Regions from separate parts of the Homo sapiens genome. Here region 2 is linked to region 1. The links are chromatin loops, found by intact Hi-C in ENCODE. Cell type or tissue: B cell. All regions are shown on one strand.

Region 1 (2,500 bases):
ATCTTTGCAGACTTCAGAGAGCACCATTTCTGTAAGTTCTGTTTTTGTTTTTTCTCCTCATTGTTCTTTTTCTTTACCCCCAGAGAAACAAATGAAGCATCAGGTTGAAAACAGAAGTGCAAAACAGTCACAGGAAACACAACCCATACATCACACCAGCAGCCGGAGGAAAGCCCCTGCCCACCAGAGATGACCAGGCAACAAGCCCTGGCCAGGCAACTCTCACACCTTTCCCAGCTTCGTGGATAATTAAGAAACAGTGGTGACCTAGTACCTAGGAACTAATCAGAACGTAGAGTAATAACTGTTTTTCCAACCACGGATCTTGGTAGGAGCTTCTCAGAGGTGATCCTTGTCACCCGTCAGAAATGGTTGCCTCTCATTATCAAGAAACAGAAGGAGAAACAAAACGACCAGTGAACTCACCATCCACTCAGGCATGTGAAAAGCTGAGGTGCCCTCATTACCGTCCCACTTCTCCATAGTGCAGGCTTGGGTAAGATATGTCCTGAAGCAAAAGGGAAAGCTGGTTTGGAAATACTGGGGTTATCTGAGTGCCCCAAAGCAGACCCAACCCTAGTGAGATTCAGAAGTTCACAGTGGCTAGCAGAAGCTGCATCCCTTTTCACAGCAGCCTCCGATTCAAATCAAGAGCATTAGTCAACTGCCTGACAACCCCTTACTGGCCGGCTTCAAAGCCTTCTGTGTCTGATTTCAAAATCAGAGCTGATGCAAAGTGCTGCACCCAGGCACTGTGCTTCTCACAGGGCACTCACTGTTTTAATGCTACCCAAACACTCTACCCGCACCTCCCCAGTGGGGACTTTCTGCAGCAATAGTTGGACTTCCTTCTTTCCCTGTGTGTGAGGCACTTGTGAATTCTCTCCCACCCTTCAGGACACGTCACTGGAGGTGCGGATACCAAGATCAATAAAGACTGAGGTCAGGAAGGCACTCCCATTTCTCAAGAGTTGCTTGATTTGGATCAGTAAACAGGCGTTTCCTTGAAATCAAGAGCTCCTAGGGCTTTCAAGTTTAAACAGCTATGCAGAAGCTCCCCATCTGCTCACACCAGGGGTCTGGCACCAAACTCTCGCATATCTCAAGTTAGAGTCTTATTGCATGGGAGGTTCGGATGGAGCCTAGGAAGATCTTTTTCAAAATCAGAATTTCTTAGCAGCTCTAAGAAAGTTCTGGGACGACAGCTCCCTCTGCTGGCTCCCTGTGCTACATACACGAAGGCCTCAGGGCCCGCAGCTACAGACACACAGGTGCTGATTGCAAAGTGACTTCACTGAGGCTAGTCAGAAGCCACCACAGTGTAGGTTTAGAGGACAGCCAGGGTTTCCAACCAAGACTAGTGCTGCCTCAAAGTCCCTAACCAATGCTGGATTTTACACACAGATCTGGTTTCAGGAAGAAACAGGATGCCAGTGCAGTAGCCCTGTACACTATCACCTTAAAGGACCTCCGAAGTTGTTTCTGCTTTATCTCTCCATACCAACTCCCTCCTTGCTGCACACTTCAGAATTTTGGAAATAAGACATAACTAGAAAAAAGGTAAGCTAGCCTATCTCACCTGCTTAGTTCATTCCTAGAGTATATTATCCAATAAGAGTACCACAGGTTTCAGGCACAAAGGAAGCCTAACAAGATATGCCTGCTTTGGTCCCTTTAAGGACCAGGACTCTTTACAGTGTTAATTCCCATTGAAGAGGATAGTTTCTCTACAGCTAACAGTGACAATATTATAATTATGATTATAGGCTCTGTGAAAGGAAAACATCTTGGGCCCCCAAAATCACTAAGCCAAAGGGAAAAGTCAAGCTGGAACTGCTTAGGGCAAACCTGCCTCCGATTCTATTCAAAATCACCCCTCTGCTCACTGAGATAAATGCACATCTGATTGCCTACTTTGAAGAGGCCAATCAAAAACTCAAAAGAATGCAACCATTTGTCTCTTATCTACCCATGACCTGGAAGCCCCCTCCCTGCTTCCAGATGTCTCGCCTTTCCAAACTGAACCAGTGTTCATCATACATATGTTGATTGATGTCTCATGTCCCCTTAAAATGTATAAAACCAAACTGTGTTCTGACCACCTTGGGCACATGTCATCAGGACCTCCTGAGGCTGTGTCATGAGTGCACATCCTCAATCTTGGCAAAATAAACTTTCTATAAACTTTTTTTTTTTTTTTTGAGACAGAGTTTTGCTCTTGTTGCCCAGGCTGGAGTGCAATGGCGTGATCTCGGCTCACCGCAACCTCTGCCTCCCAGGTTCAAGCAATTCTCCTGCCTCAGCCTCCCGAGTAGCTGGGATTACAGGCATGCACCACCACGCCCGGCTAACTTTGTATTTTTAGTAGACAGGGTTTCGCCATGTTGAGGCTGGTCTCAAACTCCTGACCTCAGGTGATCCACCTGCCTCAGCCTCCCAAAGTGCTGGGACTACAGGCATGAGCCAGCACGCCTGGCCAACCTTGGCAAAATACTTTCTA
Region 2 (2,500 bases), 460 kb before region 1:
AAATTGCAGTGAGCCGAGATGACGCCACTGCACTCCAGCCTGGGCAATAGAGTGAGACTCTGTTTCAAAAAACAAACAAAAATTTCAGCATGTAATTCACAGTAAAGGAATGAGATAGTTTCGATTCGTTATTTTTGTGCTAACTCTGAAATCCAGGGGGTATTTCACAAAGCACATCTCAATTTGGACGCTACACTTTCAATATTTAAAGTGCCGCATAGTCCTACAAAACAAAGTTGTTTTGCAGAACAATTTACACTTGTTTTAAAATTAAAAATTAATTAAAATTATATACCACGAAAAATGTGATAATCAATAGCCACAGCTGGCTACCTATTCAGAAGCACGGGCCCTAGCAGCCTCTCCGTGCTGCAGGGATCTTTAGAGAAGCAGGCCTGGCGCGGTGGCTCACGCCTATAATCCCAGCACTTCGGGAGGCCGAGACAGGTGGATCACTTGAGGTCAGGAGTTCGAGACCAGCCTGGCCAACATGGTGAAACCTCGTCTCTACTAAAAATACAAAAATTATGCGGGCATGGTTGCACACATCTGTAATCCCAGCTAGGCTGAGTCAGGAGAATCGCCTGAACCTGGGGAGGTAGAGGTTGCAGTGAGCCGAGATTGCGCCACAGCACTCCAGGCTGGGCGACAAAGCGAGACTCCGTCTCAAAAACAAAAAACAAAAACCACGAAGCTGGCAAGTGACAAGAGCAAAGGAGCAACTTTGCTTGGGAATCTAGGGCAGAACCCAGAACCTCCCAATCCGCGGAGAATGTTCCAGGTACTGGAAGGGTGGACGGCGCACCCAGTCCGGTCCCTGGGGGCGGACTGGGTGGCCAGGCCGGAGCTGGCAGTCAGGGGAGCCTGGGCAGCGCCTCGGTCCCCTTGGGGCCTTGACTTCCAGGACGTGAGAACGCCGCCAGTCCTGCCTCGTGGGCCGGAGCCTAGCAGGCCCCGGTAAAGGAATCACTCTGTGGGTTACACCTGTCCTCCGCGGAACTGAAGCTGCCCGGGCTCCAGGCGTGGACAGCGCAGCCCAGTAGGTGAGCAGGCAGGGGCGAGCAGGGCGGAGCGGGTGGGATTGGGCTGGGCGGGCGGGGTGGGGCGGGGCTGCGGAGTCCGCGCGGCAGTCCCCGCCACGGCCACCAGGGGGCGTACGTGCTTCGTGCTTCGGCACCCGCTCGCGGGCGGGAGTCTGGGTGGGGCGGGGTTGGCCGGGGCAGGGCGGTCCAAGTGGCCCGCGGGCGTGGACCCGGGAGGCCTCTGGCATCTGCCCCACCTGAGAGGTGGGAACCGGGCTGGGAGGGACGTAGATTCCTCATCGACGTGACCCTGGTAGGGAAAGAGCCCCCAAAACAGGGAGTTCGGTAGAGGCGCCAGAGCTGACATGGGCACTGCCGCAGTGCCAGCCACGGCCACCAAACTCTCCCAGCACGGCTGGGCGGCCAAGGCAGGGGTGACGACGAGAGGGGCGGCTCAGCCCACCTCCCCCGCTGATCTGTCGGGAAAGGAGGAAGAAGGGTCATGAAAGCCTCACACACCGCTAGGAGGGGGCATCCTGGAGCAGGGGGCTGGATCAGGACCCGGCTGGATGGGAAGGAGCTGGGTAAAGGGAGGGCACCCGGGTAGGGCGTGGCCCGGGCTGTGCGGGGAGCGGGGAGCGGGGAGTGGACTCAGGGGGAGGGGTCAGCGTTCTGGCTGGCCCGGGGGCACGTGGCCGGGGGGCAGGGTGGGAAGAGGGTGGGATGGTGGGGTGCTGGCTTGGGGCCAGGTCAGGCATCAGAGGCACAAAGTAAAGGATACAGAGAGAGGGGAAGGGAGAAAGGGAGAGACAGAGACCTGAAGCGGGAGGGCCGAGCGGCAGGGCGGGAGGCGAGGATAGTGGGTGGGGCTCGGGCTGCAGGGCTGGAGCCTGGGGGATCTGGAGCACAGGGGCAGGAGGAAGGGACCGGAAGGATACCTGGGCCTGCAGGGCGTTCCCTGCGGAGATTGATTGAGTGAAGACTGCGACGTCCACCTTCAGGGCTCTCTCTAGCTCCCTCTTCCTGTCTCCTATCACTTGCTCTGGGGGAAGCCAGCGGGTTGTTTTGAGCTGCCCTCTCCTTTGGAGAGCCCCACCTGGCTGGGAACCGAAGCCCTGAACCAACAGCCAGCAAGAGCTGAGGCTTGGCGACCACCAGCGCGTGAGCCGGCTGTGGATGCCCGGACCCGGTGCAGCTGAGAATGGCTGCGGCAGGCCTCATCAGCGATCCTGAGCCGCAGCAGCCTGAGAGCAGCTTCCCGGGCTCCTGACCCTTGGAAACTGGGAAATAGATGGGAATGCGGGTTTGCTGCTTTAAGGTTCTAAGTTTTGGGTGTAATCCATTATGCAGCAATAGATACCTAATAGTCTGTGGTTTTTTGGAACCACTGTATTTTCCCCATACTGCTTATCTCTTAACTAGTTTTATGTGAGATAGAAAAATAGGCCGGGCACAGTGGCTCACGCCTGTAATCCCAA

The links. Peaks named below come from ENCODE experiments on the same cell type or tissue, not always from the same donor. Only the 100,000 strongest peaks of a DNase experiment are listed, where the experiment ranks them.
Region 2: a loop joins it to region 1, with 20 times the contacts of the local background. A loop is called at or near these places in 35 of 110 quality-filtered maps.

The regions. Positions count from the first base shown.
Region 1 is chr7:129,366,478-129,368,977 of GRCh38, reverse strand. The region is part of intron 1 of AHCYL2 (adenosylhomocysteinase like 2); the gene reads right to left. It overlaps LOC107986847 (a long non-coding RNA gene), which reads left to right. Exons shown (of 3, transcript XR_007060518.1): 3 at 84-954. Among named protein-coding and RNA genes, the nearest start is that of STRIP2, 67 kb to the left of the region's middle. In B cell, CTCF peaks have their summits at 1,023 and 1,223 (motif pointing left); DNase peaks (open chromatin) are centred at 247 and 1,197; H3K4me3 peaks cover 1,236 bases; H3K27ac peaks cover 991 bases.
Region 2 is chr7:129,824,569-129,827,068 of GRCh38, reverse strand. No RefSeq gene overlaps it. Among named protein-coding and RNA genes, the nearest start is that of MIR183, 51 kb to the right of the region's middle. RefSeq lists an enhancer at 643-692 and silencers at 1,013-1,362, 1,663-1,742, 1,813-1,862. In B cell, CTCF peaks have their summits at 959 and 1,161 (motif pointing right); DNase peaks (open chromatin) are centred at 1,318 and 1,988; H3K4me3 peaks cover 1,635 bases.